Linked DNA regions of Mus musculus: region 2 is linked to region 1. The links are chromatin loops, found by intact Hi-C in ENCODE. Cell type or tissue: left cerebral cortex. All regions are shown on one strand.

Evidence for each region. A loop is a pair of places that touch in the nucleus more often than their neighbours do. Peaks named below come from ENCODE experiments on the same cell type or tissue, not always from the same donor. Only the 100,000 strongest peaks of a DNase experiment are listed, where the experiment ranks them.
Region 2: it touches region 1 in a loop (4-fold over the local background); 18 of 42 quality-filtered maps call a loop at or near these places.

What each region holds. Positions count from the first base shown.
Region 1 is chr2:104,492,970-104,500,969 of GRCm38, forward strand. It overlaps Hipk3 (homeodomain interacting protein kinase 3), which reads right to left and starts at 1,520. Exons shown (of 16, transcript NM_010434.2): 1 at 979-1,520. In left cerebral cortex, CTCF peaks have their summits at 422, 1,068 and 1,675; DNase peaks (open chromatin) are centred at 476, 1,157, 1,725, 1,956 and 1 more place; H3K4me3 peaks cover 2,245 bases; H3K27ac peaks cover 4,967 bases.
Region 2 is chr2:104,554,858-104,562,857 of GRCm38, forward strand. It overlaps Platr14 (pluripotency associated transcript 14), which reads left to right and starts at 4,327. Exons shown (of 4, transcript NR_040322.1): 1 at 4,327-4,349; 2 at 4,867-5,118. It also overlaps the pseudogene Gm13884. In left cerebral cortex, no CTCF peak of the experiment used is centred here; DNase peaks (open chromatin) are centred at 4,206, 5,126, 5,439, 6,716 and 2 more places; H3K27ac peaks cover 280 bases.

The DNA.
Region 1 (8,000 bases):
GGGGAGGGGGGGGGGGGACCGGCTGCTGCTGCTGCTAATAGAAGCTCCTTATAAGCTGCGAACTGACAGGTGGAAAAACAAATTCGCCAGCAGCAGGCCAGCCAGAGGTTGTGAAAACACGGTTCAAGGACCGAACATGTTGTGACTACTCTGTAACAGGTCCAAGGTAATTTACGCACACACCCTTCAGCGCAATTCCTCCAGCACAGATAAGACTGGGAAACAACAGGCTTCCCCCAAGATCCACATACCATTTTACAACAGCCGTCTCCCCCCAGACAGGAAAACAGACATTCTGGTCCCGAGTCCTTTCCGCTGGTCTCCCCACAGCGCGAAGGGAAGAGGGCCGCCGCCGCCGTAACGAGAGAAGCCGGCAACAGCCCCGCCGCGCGGCCGCCACGCCTTCCTCCCGCCGCCGCTGGGGACGCGAAGCCTCGGATCACATTTCTCCTCCCCAACAATCACACGCACGCACGTCTCCAGAGTTGACACCCTCCAAACCCGCCGCCCCGCGACGCCGGTGACAGGGCCACCAAGCCTCCGCGGCGCAGCCACGGGGCTGGGCGCTCCGGCGGCGGCGTGCGTGCACGTTGGTCTTCGCTCCCATCAATGAAAGGAACGAGGTCTCCGTAGTGACGGCCTAGAGCCGCCGAGCCGAAACGGGGGGCCCCCGTGGGACCAAACAAAACTTCGGTTGCTGGGAAGAGCCGTTGCGCAACCTAGGCTTGGGGGAAGGCCCGGACAGCCCGGCGCGGCCAGGGCGGCTTCCCGGAGGCTGCGCCAAGCGCGCGCGGAAAGCACGCGCAGTCCCCGCGTACGGCCTCCTCGGGCCTGGCTTGGCGCCGGCCTTCGGGAACCGCCCGGGCCGGCCGCACTGGACAACCGGGCGGGAACGGAGAGCCGTCGCTCCGAGGGTTCCCCCGGCCCCCGAGGCCCCGCGACGGCGCCGAGCTACCCGCCCTTGCCTGGCTTCCTTACCTTCCTAGAGGCCCGCGCTCTCCCCGCTTCGGGCGGCCGCAGCCCTGAGCATGTCCGGGGTGGGTCGCGGGGGCCGTGCGGGGACCCGGAGCCAAGCGCTTCAGCAGGCGGCGCCACCCAGCCGGGGCTCAGCCCCTCTCGGCGGCCGCTGCCATCTTGTCCTGGCGGCTGAGAGGAAACGGCGAAACACCCTCCCCCGACCGCTGCTGCTGCTTCTCTGGCTGCCGATCGCCGGGCCCGTCTCCCTCATCTTCCTTCCCGGGGACCTGGGGTGGGGACCGCTCGACTGGGGAGAGGGGCAGTGACAAGCCGGCGGGCCACCGGGGCCTACGGGCAACAAGGGATGCAGGGCCCGCGGTGCTGAGGGCCCATTTCCCCGGAGTTGAGACGAGGACGAGGGCTGCTTGCGAGGCCGCGTCGCCCGGGGCCTGCGGCTCGGACTCCTCGGGGCGCCGCGCTGCCGGCAGTCGTCACCCGGGCAGCTGCGGCAGGCCGCCCCGATATCGGGCCCCTCCTCCGCGCGCCCGCCGGCCTCGGCCGCCGCCTCCGCAGCGCCACCGCCCGCTCGGCCGCTCTGAGCGCCGAGCCCGGGCGGCCCCGCTCGGGTAGGGCCGCGGCGCCTCCGCGAAGCCCCTCCCCAGGGTCCGCCTGCAGCCGCGCCCTTGACGCTCGCAGCCCGCCAGGCGGCCCGCGCGGATCCAACCCTGAGCTCTCACGCCATCCCCTCCAAGAGGAACGGCTTCCGTCAGCCCTCCTCTGCAGTTCTGAACCTGACTCCGGGCCCAAAAATACACATTTAAGGGACAATCCTAATACCCAAAGGGGTTCAGATGCGGAAGCAGGATTCCACAGGCCTTTCCAGGTTACCCCATCCTAATTCTCTTCCCACCCCTTTAGAATCTGTTTCTTGGCATCTTAGGAGTCTAAAAACGCAGAAAGAGAATGAATAATCTAAGCCTAAAATAGGTCCTTCTCGCTCCCCCATTCCAAAACAGCAGGAGACTTGTCACACCACGTCAAAGAATGAGGGACGGACTCTCTTGGAAGTTTTCCAAGTGCACCACCACAGTGGTTGAGAAGCTGCCCACCTCTACGTTGATAATTCTCCATCGAGTTAGTTCCACACCCAAGCTAGTTTCTTCGCTCCTGGAAACTAGGAAATCGACAGAATGGTCCATTTCCACCCACGTAACCATAGAACCATGGAATTTGAGATGAAAGAATCTTACTGATGCATAGTCCAAACTCTTATGCTAAGACAAGGGTTTAGACAAGTTTCGATGACGTGAGCAAGGTTAAAGAGCAAAGCTTTAGTCTCCACCCCTCTCCCCTCCATCTATCTCTCCAGAAAGCATCTATCTTCGAAGCAACCCATCATTCAGTAAACCTATTTTGCCACCTGTTTCGTCTGGGTTCTAAACTAATATTTAACGTTTCCGCAACGCAAGCACCTCTGTCTCTATAATGGAGATGTCCTTTGCTTTCTTCCTTTACTAGAAGGACTGAGCTTGCCGATGTTATTTCTCCACACATATTCTCCATTGCAGCAGCTGGGGCTAAAGGGAGGGTCAACTCGCTGGGTAGATACTAGTCCTTTACCTATTGCCTTTCAAACTAGGACTGTGTAGAATGTCTTTAAAGGGGGAAAGGGTATCCCCTCGAGGCCACTGATAATCCTTTTTCCAGTGACCAGTGTTTTCTTCAAGATAGGAGTACAGTGAAGACTAAAGTAGAAAAGCTAATGACTGATTTTTAGAAAAGGTGTATGCATGAGATGGCCACAGTGATGCAAGTCTCTATTGCCAGCGCCGGGTAGATGGACAGAACCGGAAGAGGCTCGAGATTACCCTCTACATCCAAAAGGAGGGCAATGTCGGAGCCATTCTTTATTCTTTAGCATTTACATTGGATTTCTTTTAAGGCAATAATCTGAAAACCAAACACAAATTATTGCTAAAAAAAAGAGAGAGAGAGAGAGAGATAGAAATCTACACTAATAGAGAACTCTCTCCATTAGAATTTACTTTTCACAAGCAAGCATATCTTTTGCAAGCATATCTCTAGCCTCCTAATGGAAGACTTTCCTCATTTTGCTACATTTATGAAGAGGCTGGAAGTGAGCTCCCCACCCCCCTTCTGCTGAGTAGTTCACTCCACCCCACCCCCTTCCTATGAATTCCAGGAAGGATTTCTGTCACCTTTCTTTTAACCCTTGCCTTGCCAGTGACTAAATATAGTACCTAACTTAAACCTTCCCAGTAAAGCTTGCTAGATAAATAGACCCCCTCCTTAGGGAACCTATTGTGTCCTAACCTAATCCACTTCGTCTCTTCCCCCCCCAAATCCGTTCTGAGCTGGAACATACAGATGGTCTTTCAAAACCATGAAGTGGCCTTTGGTTGTTAAGTTCATATTTTTAGAAGGATGGTTCTAAATGGGGTGTAGTGGCTCACTCCTGGTCCCTAGTACTCCAGAGCCTGAGCTAGGACGATCTTGCAGAGTCCAGGACCATGGGCTTCATAGTGAGTGCCAAGCCATCTCAGAATACAGACTGACTTCCTCCCGGAGTGAGGAAAGACTAATCATCCTCTCGTAGTTTCAAATATGTTTAAATACAGGCTACTTCTGACAGAGAGACACAGGCCTGTGACTCAGGAGCCTGAAGCAAGAAAACCTCTAGTTCAAAACAGTCTGGGCTACACGGTGAGTTCAAAGCCCACCTGAGCCCTGTCTCAAAAAAGTTTTCCAGGTCCAGGGAGTCCTAAAATTAAGGGTTTAAAGTCAGCACACAAAAAGTTAACTCCAGTAAGTCCAGTGATGGGAAGAAGGCCTTTGGCTAGCCTGCCTCCTCCAGTTAGTGAGGCCCAGGCTCACTCAGGAGAGCTCATTGAGAACTGTCAATGGACAAGGCAGAAAGCCATTGAGCAGGGTAGGCTCAGAACTTCACTCCACGGCAAAGGAAGCCAGTGAAGAAGGGTTTATTTGGGAAGGTAAAAGTGCAATCAAAGAAGTCACTACAATCTTTGGATGAAAGAATACTCCGTGGAATCCATTTGTTTTTCTTTCTCCTTATTCTAATTTTTCTTCCAATAGCAGCCATCTCTATGAGAGTGAAAAGCCAAAATCACATTGGCCTAAACCAGTGCTGCCAGACCCTACCCTGGATTGGAGTACTGGAAACTCGCTATCTCCCAAGTCCTGTCCTTCCAGTCGGCCCTTCCTCGGGTTCCAAGGTTCCCTCCAAGTTCTCCCTCACTTCTTTTTCTGGTTTTTTGAGAGACAGGGTTTTTCAGTATAGCCTTGGCTGTCCTGGGACTCACTTTGTAGACCAGGCTGGCCTCAACTTTTTCACACCACTCTTGATTTTTCTTTCCCCCAGCCCCAGAGACTGAACCTAGTGCAAAGCACCACTCTACCACTGAGCAATATCCCAGTCCCTCTTCTATGTTTTATTTTCTGACAGGGTCTTACTAACCTGCCCAGGCTGACCTTGAGCTCTCTCCATAAATTAGGCAGGCCTTGAACTTGTAGCTTCCTTTCTCAGCAGCCTGTAACTAGTGTGATCGCAGTGGCTGTAATCACAGACCTGCACCAGGCCCAGCATAGCTTAGTATCTTTCCGTCTCTCCCAAGGGCCAGCCATTTTAGATACACTCATGTACATTTTCTGTCTTCTTCCAAAAGGAACATTTTTTTTGTCATTTGTCAGTTGTTTGATCCCCCACAGTCTAGAATAGAAACGCAATAAATATTTATAAAATGAAAGAATAGATTTTTCTATGTAAGCAGAAAGAAGCTGTTCACAAACCCAGCCTGCAAAGCAGTCACAGACTTTGGTCTTTCTCTAAGGTCTGCCTCCACCTCTGATGGTACTCTGTCCAGAGGGAGCCAGTCCATCCACTGCCCTTGTATCCACCTCTACTGAACTGCACACAGGTGTCAGCTTCAAGAAATGGCCTCGAACAGCCGTAGCTCACCATGCTAATGCTTCTATTCAAAGCACTGCAGTTTCCAGAAAAACCTTGGAACTCTGTCACAGCCTGAGTCACCAACCCACACACAGCTATCTTCCTCAAGGAAGTTAGGCTTTGAGGAGTTTGCTGGTTGTTATTTTCTCCCCTTCAGCTCCTAGGTATTCTTTCCGGTCCTTTTTTTCTCCCCACCATGTGGGACGGGAGGGGGGAACAAGGTGTGCCAAGAAAACCAGCAAGCTCCCTAACTACACACCAAGGAGGAAAAGTTTATCTGGGGGCTTTATTTCTCCTCCCGGCATGAGGTCCCGACTTCCTAGTGCAAATAATCTACCTTCTTCCTGGAGATCAACTTTGTATATCTGGGCCTCAGGGAGAGGCAGCTGGGGTAGAAAACCCCATCTAGAAGCTAGCTTGCTCCAGCCCATATTTGAATAACTGAAAAGCTCACCAAGTAGTTAACTCTTTACAGCCCAACGTTCTGCTTCTCTTTCAAAAACATTTCTTTTCATTAAAAAGATAAGAAAGCAAACAAGACAGGCAAGATGGCTCAAAGGGTAAAGAGCTTGTTGCCAGAATCAGAGAGCTTGGAGTTTAAGGGAGAGACCCAGTTTCAACTGTGAGAGAGAGCAGTTGAAAAAGACACCCAATATCAGCTTCTCTATACTTACTCTCGTGTGCACACACACACATGCAAACAGTATATGCATTCAATCTGTTTCCACACCACAGACGCATGCAAAAAAAATTAGTGCCACATTAAGAGGACATTCATAATCTCATCTAAATGAGTTATTTCATATCATGTGCATTGATGTCTGTCTGTTTGAGGGTCCCAGATCCCCTGGAGCTGGAGTTACAGTGGTGAGCTGCCATGTAGGTGCTGGGAATTGTCCTCTGGAAGAGCAGCGATGCTCTTAACTGCTGGACCATCCCTCCAGCCACATAATCTCATTTTAATATGGAGGCTAGGCATTACAGTCTACAAGAAGGAAATTCCCATAGAACAAAAATTCATTCTTTAAAAGTCCTTAAATTACCCATGAAGTATTTATTATTTTGGATATACAACCTGGTACAATAATATGTACTATAGCTAGGTCAGAGGGCACTTGTGGGGTTCAGTTTACTACTTCCATACATGGGATACAGGGATTGAACTCAGGTCTCAGCAGCAGCAGCAACCACCTTCACCAGATGAACTATCTTGCTGGCCCCTTTATTTAAGAAAAAAAAAAAAAAAAAAAAAAGATGTAGCCTAATATCACTCTCTGCCAAAAGTTTCTTAAAACTCTAATTAACACACATCTTCCCACCCCCCACCCCCGTTTCTTCCTCTAAAATAATGAAAACACTAGCAGTATCATATGGCAAAGATGTCTCCATGGGCAGTGGATCCTTAGAGTCCTGGGCACGTTCTTCACATAGGTTTTGCTCAAATGTACCTTTCCTTTTGATTGAAACCATTGGCTACCTGCATCAGCTCATCTAGATGAAAAGCCTGTCCATACCCACAGCTTCTCTACTGGTCTCTGTCCAGACATCCTGGAGTCTTTCTATACCATTTTGTTTTGTTTTGTTTTGTTTTGTTTTGTTTTGTTTTGTTTTGTTTTTGAGACAAGGCTCTCTCTCTCTCTCTCTCTCTCTCTCTCTCTCTCTCTCTCTCTCTCTCTCCCTCTGTAGTCCTAGCTGACCTAGAACTCTATGTAGACCAGGATGGTCTCAAACTTGAAGAGATCCTTCTGCCTCTGCCTCACCCTGGCTTTTCTTTCGTTTCCATGAGTCTTGTTTGCTTCTTTCTGTAGTGCTGGACATGGTACATAAGGCTCCAGCCTAGAGCGTGGTGTATACTAGGCAAGAGCTCTATCACTGAGTTACACCCCCACCTTATCCTGCATTATAACTCTCAGAAGTCAAATGAACTTAAGAAGCAGAGCACAGATCACTTCAAAGGGTGTTTTGGGTTTGTTGATTGGTTGGTTGGTTGGTTGGTTCTGAGCTAAGAGTGACAAAGGTCTAGGAACATAGACTTGAGTTGTCCTGAAAGGTGACATGTTCTACCTCAGAACTTGATTACATGAAGTTTTATAATCACAAAACAAAAAGACAGTCATAGATTAATGAATTTACAAATATATTATGGGACAGCAGGTAAGTAGATCAGAGCAAAACAGGAAGACTCTGCTATACAGATTTAGGATTCTTTCTCTCATTTTGAAACAAGGTCTCAGGCTGGAGAGATGGCTCAGCAGTTAAGAGCACTGACTGCTCTTCCAGAGGTCCTGAGTTCAAACCCCAGCAACCACATGGTGGCTCACAACCGTCTGTAATGAAATGATGCCCTCCTCTGGTGTGTCTGAAGAAAGATACAGTGTACTTAGATATAATAATAAATAAATGTTCAGGCTGGAGTGAGCAGGGTCGACCTGAGCAAGCAGAGGTCCTGAATTCAAATTCCCAGCAACCACATAATGGCTCACAACCATCAGTGCAGCTACAGTGTACTACTATACATAAGACAAATGAATTAAATCTTTGAAAAAAAGAAAGAAGAGGAGAGAGGAAGAAAGAAAGAAAGAAAGAAAGAAAGAAAGAAAGAAAGAAAGAAAGAAAGAAAGAAAGGAAGGAAGGAAGGAAGGAAGGAAGGAAGGAAGGAAGGAAGAGGGTCTCTCAGTGTAGCCCTGGCTGGCCTAGTGGATGAGGCTGGTCTTGAACTTGCGGTGATTCTCTTGCTTTTGCCTCTGAGTTATTATAAATGTGGTGTGTGCCACCACTGCTATAGGTATCAGATGGTTTCATGACATTCTTACCATTTGTGATGGTGGAAGCTAGTGGTCTGCTAAAACCTCATCCAAAAGAATTCATTTCAGTGAGAGACCTAATCTCAAAGAAACAAGGTGGGGCCAGTGTGATGGTTTAGTAAGTAAAGGGGCTTGCTGCCAAACCTGATGGACCCGAGTATGATCCCTGAGTTCCCCATGGTGAAAGGAGAGAACCTACTCCTGACAGTTCTCCTCTGACTCCACGGAGTGCTGTGGCATGTCCGCACACA
Region 2 (8,000 bases), 62 kb after region 1:
TCTGCATGCTACCAAAGGAGAAGTATAAATACTAAGCCACCCACAAACCCTTTGACAGTGGTGTTCTGTCTGCAAGATACACTAGTACAATGGTGGCACAGGCTTAAGGGAGCAACCAACCAATATCTGATTTGACTTAAGGCTCACTCTTGAGATGGAGCCCTTACCTGACACTGTTTGAATGATCGAGAACCTGAGAATAGATAGCCCAGGGAACTATGGTAAAAGCAAACTCTACTGTTCTACAAAAAGAACAATAAATAACTCCTGTGACATTCTCCTACACTCATAAGTGCCCTGCTCAGCGGACATCAGAAAAGCTTCTTCCTGTAGTAGACGGGAACAAATGCAAAGACGCACAGCCAGAGATTATGTAGAGAGTGAGAGACCCTAGAACACTCAGCCCTAAACTGGTATGTCACTTCAGGGCTCAGGGAACTCTGCAGAAGAAGAGGCAGAAAGAGTGTAAGAGCCAGAGGGGATGAAGGATGCCAAGAAAACAAAACCCTGTAAGTCGATGTGGATGTGATCGTGTAGTTCATAATCCTTGTTTGGCTTCCAGCCCCAGGGACTGAGGTGCATATCATACATACCAAAGCAGACCTGCCATCCAGATTCTTCCAGCATCCCTCAGTCCCTACCTGGCACACCCTGCTCTTAACCCTAAAATTTCCAGTCCAGGGGCTACCCTTTCCCTAAAGGGCTCTTCCCTATATAATCCAGACATTGTGTGCTCTCCCTCCCCACCTCCCTCTGTCTCAATTTTTGTCAGTCCTTGAGGGCAGTGAACTCACCCGAGAGCAGCTTCACAACAAACCAGCATTTAATATAGCTGAATGGCTTGAACTGGCTCATTTCATAGGCAGAGAAATAATTTATCACTCCTGAGTTCATACACATATCAACTCACAGAGACTGAGGCAGCATGCACAGGGCCTACACTGGTCTGCAGCAGATGGCGTCCCATAGCTGAAAGGAGAAGTGGACACATGCCCATTCCCAACTGAGAAGTCATCTCCAATTGATAGCCACTTGCAAATGAAAATTTAGTTTCCTCCAAGGGCATCTCACTGGGGAAGCAAACTACTCTTAAAGGTAAGCTGTATGCCCAGCAGTAAATGGCCAAAAAATAAACCCCTAACTAAATGGCATCTTCGGAGATTCCTTGTCTCATAATGTCCTACCAGGGCTTTTCTTTTTCTTTTTTCATTTTTTGTCTCCTTATTTATTTACATTTTATTATAATTTTATTTTATTTACGGCTTCCATATTAGTGTTTTATGGGCTTCCTGAGTGTGCGAACCAGTAAGGCTCTGTCTCTTTTGCTTTCTCTTGTGCTCTTTTTTTCTGGTTGTTTGTTTTGTCCCATTCTTATGTGTTAGGGTTTTTTGTTTTGTTTTTTACCGTATTATATTATTATATTATTCCTTAGAAGACTGCTTGTTTTCTAATGAGAGACAGAAAGGGGTAGGATCCAGATGCAAGGGTAGGTAGAGAGGGATTGGGAGGAGTAGAGAGGAGGGAAACTGTAACACACACACACGTATATATATAATTTTTCAAGATTTATTCAGTTATGGATTTGGGTGTTTTGTCTTATGTATATCTGTACATTGAAAGAAGGCATTGGATCTCATAGGACCCCAGTTATAGATGATTGTGACTGCCATGTGGGTGCTAGGAATTGAACTCAGGACCTTTGGAAGAGCAGCCAGCATGCTCTACTGCTGAACTATCTCTCCCAGCCTTCAGTAATCAGGATATATTATGTGAGGAAAACAAAATCGAGAGCAAATGGCGATGGCGGAGGCGCTGAGGCGGGTGCTGGATGCCGGCTGGGCGGCAAGGCCTGGAGAGGATGGCGTTGCCTGGCCGCCATTGCTGTTGCTCGGCGCTCCGCGCTCTGCGCAGACGTCGCTGCTGTTTGCAGCCGCCCTTGAGGCGGCAGGGGAAGGCTGCGGGTCTGTCCTCTTCGTGATGCGAAGGCCCCTTCAGAGCCTGCCGCTCAGTACACCCACAGCGCGAGAGTATTGGCGGCTCCAGAAGGTTCGATTCCAGTACCCATCCTCAATTCAAGAGCTTCTCCAGCTGCTGGCCTCTGCCCATGAAGCCCCAGCACCAACTCCATCCCTTCTACTCCTGGACGGCCTGGAAGAATATCTCGCAGAGGATCCCAGTGCCCAGGAAGCCGCCTACTTGGCTGCATTGTTTCTGGATACTGCTGCCTTCTTTAGCCACCCTCTTGGAGCCAATGGCAGTTGTGGGCTTGTGTGCCCTTGAAACCCAGAAAGAAGCAGAGGCCGATGCCCCACATCTGGCATTACTTAAGCGGTATTTTCCTGCACAGTGCTGGTTGCAGCCAGATGCAACAATGCTTGGGACAGCATTGCTGCCTTCGAGCCAGCCTAGAGTTGGGCAAACTGAGCCCTAGGACAGAGTGGTCAGTGAGTTTCTTACCCTGTGGAGAGATGAAGGTCACCCCATGGCTTGCCCAGGCTTCTAAGCTCAGCCCAGAGAAAAAAGGTTCAAGTGCTGCCAGTCCTTAACTTTGGGATGTGACAACCTCCCTGGTCCTGGGTCTCCCTTGGATGGGATACTTACTTCAGAGACAGGTGCAGATTCAAAGACCTGAAAAATGTAGATTTTCTTTTTAGAAACTAGCATTATTGTCATCAGGGCTGGCAAGATCCCTTGGCAACGGGCACGATAATTTGACTGATTCCCGGGACCCTCGTGGTAGAAAGATAGAACTGACTCCTGCAAGTTGTCTTCTGACCTCCACATTTGGGTGGAAGCACACAGTCCTACACACTAATGATAAATTAGTAATGAGACCTTTAAGATAAGTAAGGCCAGCAGAGCCTTCTTTTGCCCACTCACCGTTGTCAATGAGATTCAGCCATGTTTCCTAGTTCAGGTCTTTTTATCTGCTGCATTTTTTATCCAGACAGGCTCTCTAAGTCAGGCCAGCCTCAAACTAGATCCTTAGCTGAGGCTGTCCTTGAACTCCTGATCCTCCAGCCGCATCTCTTGAGGGCGGGGCCTATGGAGTATGCTCCTGTTCTTGGCTCCTCTTGCACATTCCACGGGTGCCCGTATCCCAGTTACCTCTGTGTGTTGGCTTACGTAGTCATCCACATGACCTTGCACGTGTATTTAGGGTGTACAGTTCGGAGTGGATCCACTCCAGATAGAGTATGCACACGTTTAGCTTGCTTAGGACAGGCCAGCTTAGGGAGGGAGAGATGGGAGATCACAAGTGCAAGGTTATCCTTGGCTACATAAGGTGTGGGAAGCGATGCTGGCTCACACTGGACCCTGTCTCCAAAACCCAAAGTGGGCCAGGTGTGATGGCACAGGCCTTTAGTCCTAGCACAGAGGCAGGTAGATCTGTACGTATGTGTTTAAGAACAGCCTGCTCTACGTGGCAAGTTCCAGACCAACCAGAGCTACATAGACCCTGCCTCAAAGACAAAAACAAACTAGGGAGCTGGAGGAGAGCCCAGTGGTTAGGAAGTCTCTCACTGTAGGGAGTTGGAGAGAGAGCCCAGTGGTTGGGAATTCTCTCACTGTGACAGCCTTGGTTCTCTATCTGTCTGAGTCATTTCCACTCCCGTGAAAAACCCCTCACCCATATTCCTGAACATAAGCCTAGTAAAGCTTTATTGGTTCACAAAAAAAAAAAAAAAAAAAAAAAAAAAAAAAAAGAAAAGGAAAGGAAAGGAAAGAAAAGAAAACAAAATCGATTTCAGTAAAAAATAAAATAATAAATAAAAGCAAACGCTTTCTTTCGTAAGTAGCCTTAGTCATAGTGTTTTATATCAGCAATTAAATAGTCACTAATGCAGAAGCCTTAATGGATTTTGTGGCTATAAAAGGCTTGACATTAAAGTGTCCTGAAGAGGGGGGTTTGTCTTCAGAGAAGACTCAGTCATCCTTGAGGGTTTTCCCTGTGCTGTTGGGATGTTTTCCCTCAGCTTAAACCAAAAACAGTCTTCAAACAAACAAACAAAAACCAAAAAACCTACCACGCCCAAGGCAACTTACAAAAGAAAGAGTTTACTTATTTATTTTCCTTGTATTGAGATAGACTTTTTTTTTTTTTCTCTCACATTACATATGTTGTGGATGGCTCTGTGCTGCCTGTATTTTATGTTAATTCTGCTCCCCCGGGAGAGACTGCCTGGAATGAGGAATGAGTTATCTGCACAGGTGGCTTCTTGTGAACCAATCCCTTAAAGAATAAAGGAGCCAATCACTGGGTGAGTAGGCGGGACTTCCGGATTGGTCAGAGGAAGAGAGGAAGCAGGAGAGAGTTTTAGGTCTTTTGGAATGGGGACAGCATATATGTAAGATGTAGCTGCTAGAGTTTCCCGGTATCATGGCGGATGTGTAAGGATTCGCCACCAGAGGAATCAGATTTTAATAAGGCTTACAAGATTAGGTTTTAGTTGTTGTGCCCAGAGATTGAGTTACCATTGTTTCTGAACTAAGTTTGTGTTGGCTTTCCCTTCACACAGTGGGGGCGGCTCATCTGGGTTCAAGAGAGAAAGGTATCCTGTAAAGCATGGGTGTGCTAAATGTGCAACACAAAGGTTGTGGGGGATTTGAAGCACAGGTGGGCTTGGTAAGGACCCACCAGTGGGAACCTAGGGGGCTGGGTGGAGAGATTGTGGAGTTCTGAGTCAGAGTCTCCATGAGATAAAACAAGTTGACCAATGCCTGACCAGACCACTGGGGCAGAGAGTTGCTGGCACAAGCATGGGAACGTGTCAGTTCTTTTTTAATATTTCCCACAACAAATATATATCCTGATTACAGTTTCCCCTCCCTCTACCCCCCTCCCCGTTCCTCCCTGAATTTCAGGGTTCAGACTACAAACTGCTTCTGTGTGACTAAGAGAAGAAGAATCAGAGTAAAGAGAAACATACTCTCTTAATCTCCGAAGATTAACGGCAGGAGGAGCTCTAGAATTTCACAAAGGTGCTGTCAGGACACATGAAAATCTAGAGAAAAAGACCAGCTTGAAGAGACCAAAAAGAAGAAAGCCTGCCAATCACATCCTCCAGAGATTCTGAGACACACACACCCCTGGTGTAGGGGGACACCATCTGAAAGGTAAGCCAGCCTTGGCAGAAAGATGTGTGGGCCTCCCACAGCCTCACAAGCCTCCAGTCCAGTTGTGGGTTTGTTTTGGTTTTTTGTTTGTTTCTCCAGCAGATGAGTCAGCAAAGGAGAGGAATCCTGTTTTGCTGCCAATTGATATGACTTGGAGAGCAATGGTTAGAGGCCATCCCAAGACAAAAACTATTGTGTAAAATCAAGAGAGCATGGGGGCTTGAATGCAGGGAATAACCACAAACCAGGAACCTGAATGTAGTCTGATCCACAAAGAGAGATAACCCTGGAAGGCAGCTGTGGAGAGCAAGAGGACCAGATGTTGACTAGCCAAACAGTGTAGGTGGTGAGATGTTAGACTCAGTGAATCACACAGGGAAAGAAAGCTGGGTCCTCCATGACTAAGAACATACTGAGTCCACCAACTGAAACTGGCCTTGAGTTTGATAGTCTGAATCTGAGCTCAGCAGGTAGATCAACCTGCAGCACCACCTGTCTGCCATTCATCTGAGCAGAAACAGCAAATCCACATCTGCATCAACTGATACTTAAGAGGCTGAACAAGTCTGTATAACTCTCCTCAGCTGCATTAACAGCAAAGGAATAGACATACACACAATGGTCTATGGTTTTGTGTGTCAACTTGACACAAGCTGGAGTTATCACAGAGAAAGGAACCTCCCTTGAGGAAATGACTCCATGAGATCCAGCTGTAAGGCATTTTCTCAATTAGTGATCAAAGGTGGGAGGGCCCCTTGGAAGTGATGCTATCCCTGGGCTGGTAGTCTTTGGTTCTATAAGAAAGCAAGCTGAGCAAGCCAGGGGAAGCAAGCAAGTAAGGAACATCCCTCCGTGGCCTCTGCATCAGCTCCTGCTTCCTGACCTGCTTGAGTTCCAGTCCTGACTTCCTTTGGTGATGAACAGCAATGTGGAAGTGTAAGCTGAGTAAATTCTTTCCTCCCCAACTTCCTTCTTGGTCATGATGTTTGTGCAGGAATAGAAACCCTGACTGAGATAGTCTACATACACAATGGAATTTTTTTCAGCCTTATCTTTTTGTCACTGTATGGAAATGGATGCAACTGGAGTCCATTATATTCAGTGAATTAAACCAGTCTCAGACAAATGTCAGGCTTTTTAAAATTACACGTTTAGCGTGTGTGTGTGTGTGTGTGTGTGTGTGTGTGTGTGTGTGTTTGGATGTGCCTACCATGGCTCAGGTACCACAGTAAGCATGTGGAGGCCAGAGGACAACTAGCAAGAGAGCAAGACAGTTCTTTGTATCATGTGGTCCAGATGACACGACTCGGGTCATTAGGATTGGAGCAAATGCCTTTATCACTAAGCCATTTTGATGGTCTGGTTTCTAGATTTTATGTAGATATCTAAAATAATGCATGTATATATGACATTAAAGTAAACCTAAACCTGTCTCGGGTAACAAAGGAGAGGGAGGAGGAGAAGCAGAGAGAACATGCTCCAGTATACATGTACCATATATACTTACTGTGTCTATGACAACCGTTCCAAAGGGGTTTAACCAAGGACGGAAGATACATCCTGAATGTGGGCAGTACCACCCAATAGGCTGAGTCAGTAGGGGAAAGTACCAGGACGCATCTCTGTGGGCTGACTGCAGATGCAGACCAGTTACCTCAGGCTCCTGCTGCCAGGCCTCTCCAGGGCTCTGAGCCACAGCAAGCCTCTTAGAATGCTTGGTGTTTGGTCACCGTAAGAAGAGCAATTCATTCACCACAGCAACCAGATGAAGGCTAGGAACATGAGTGGCCTGCTGAGGAGAAGCACATCGGCCACAGCACAGGGCGTGCACCTGGAAGCTCCTAGCTGGGCTATCTCTGAGAAGCCATAGGAGGAGGAAGAGGTCCTGGAAAGATGGCTCCGTGGTTAAGAGCACTAGCTGCTTTCCCAGAGGATCCGAATTTGGTCGCCAGTACATGCGCGTTAACTCCAGTTCCAGGAGATCTAATACTGGCTTTTGGCTTCTGGGGTGCACAGTCACACATGCACGCAAAACATCTGTGAACATTAAAAAAATTTTTTTAAATAAAAAAGAAAAGATAGAGAATAAGAACTTGAGGCTCTTAGTACCCACAACAGGGGCTGCCTGCTTGTTACTCAAATAAGACCTTTTTCTTCTCTCTACTTTTTCCAAGGAGCCAGAATTGCTTAGGTAGCAGGTAGCAGGCAGCATAAGAGAAAGGCCTGAGCTTTGGTCGAAGCAAAGCTGAACTAGAGGCTAGTAACAATTCATATGTGGGTTTATTCACTGAACTGAACAATGTGACTACAGAAATGAAACTATTATTGGAAACACGTCTTCTGGGGACTTTTTGCTACCCAAATGATGACCCAAAAAGTTACAAGGCACCTACAGAAAATTTCCTCTGGGGCTTAATGAGTCATGGAGAGGAAAATACAGTTGCTTAGATTATATTTCTTTTTATATATACTGTAAGTTTTTCTTATTGTTTGTTTTTGAGACAGGGTATTGTATTGCCAGGGCTCCAGGGATTTTTCTGTCTCCGCTCCCACTCCTGAACCAGCATAATGTGTGCTATATTTTGAATGTGACTCATTTAAAAGAATTGTCCAAAAGGCACATATATGCATATAATACAATATGATACGATACCATACAATATGATACATTTTCTTTCTTTCCTTCTTTCACCATATTATAGCTATATCTGGTTAGCTCTTCCTCATAGATAGATAGATAGATAGATAGATAGATAGATAGATAGATAGATAGAGATATGGAATATATATGGAGCTGGAGAGTTAGTCACCAGTCAGCAAGCACTGGCTGCTTGCACAGAGGATCTAGGTTAAATTCCCAGTTCCCACAGAATGGCTCACAA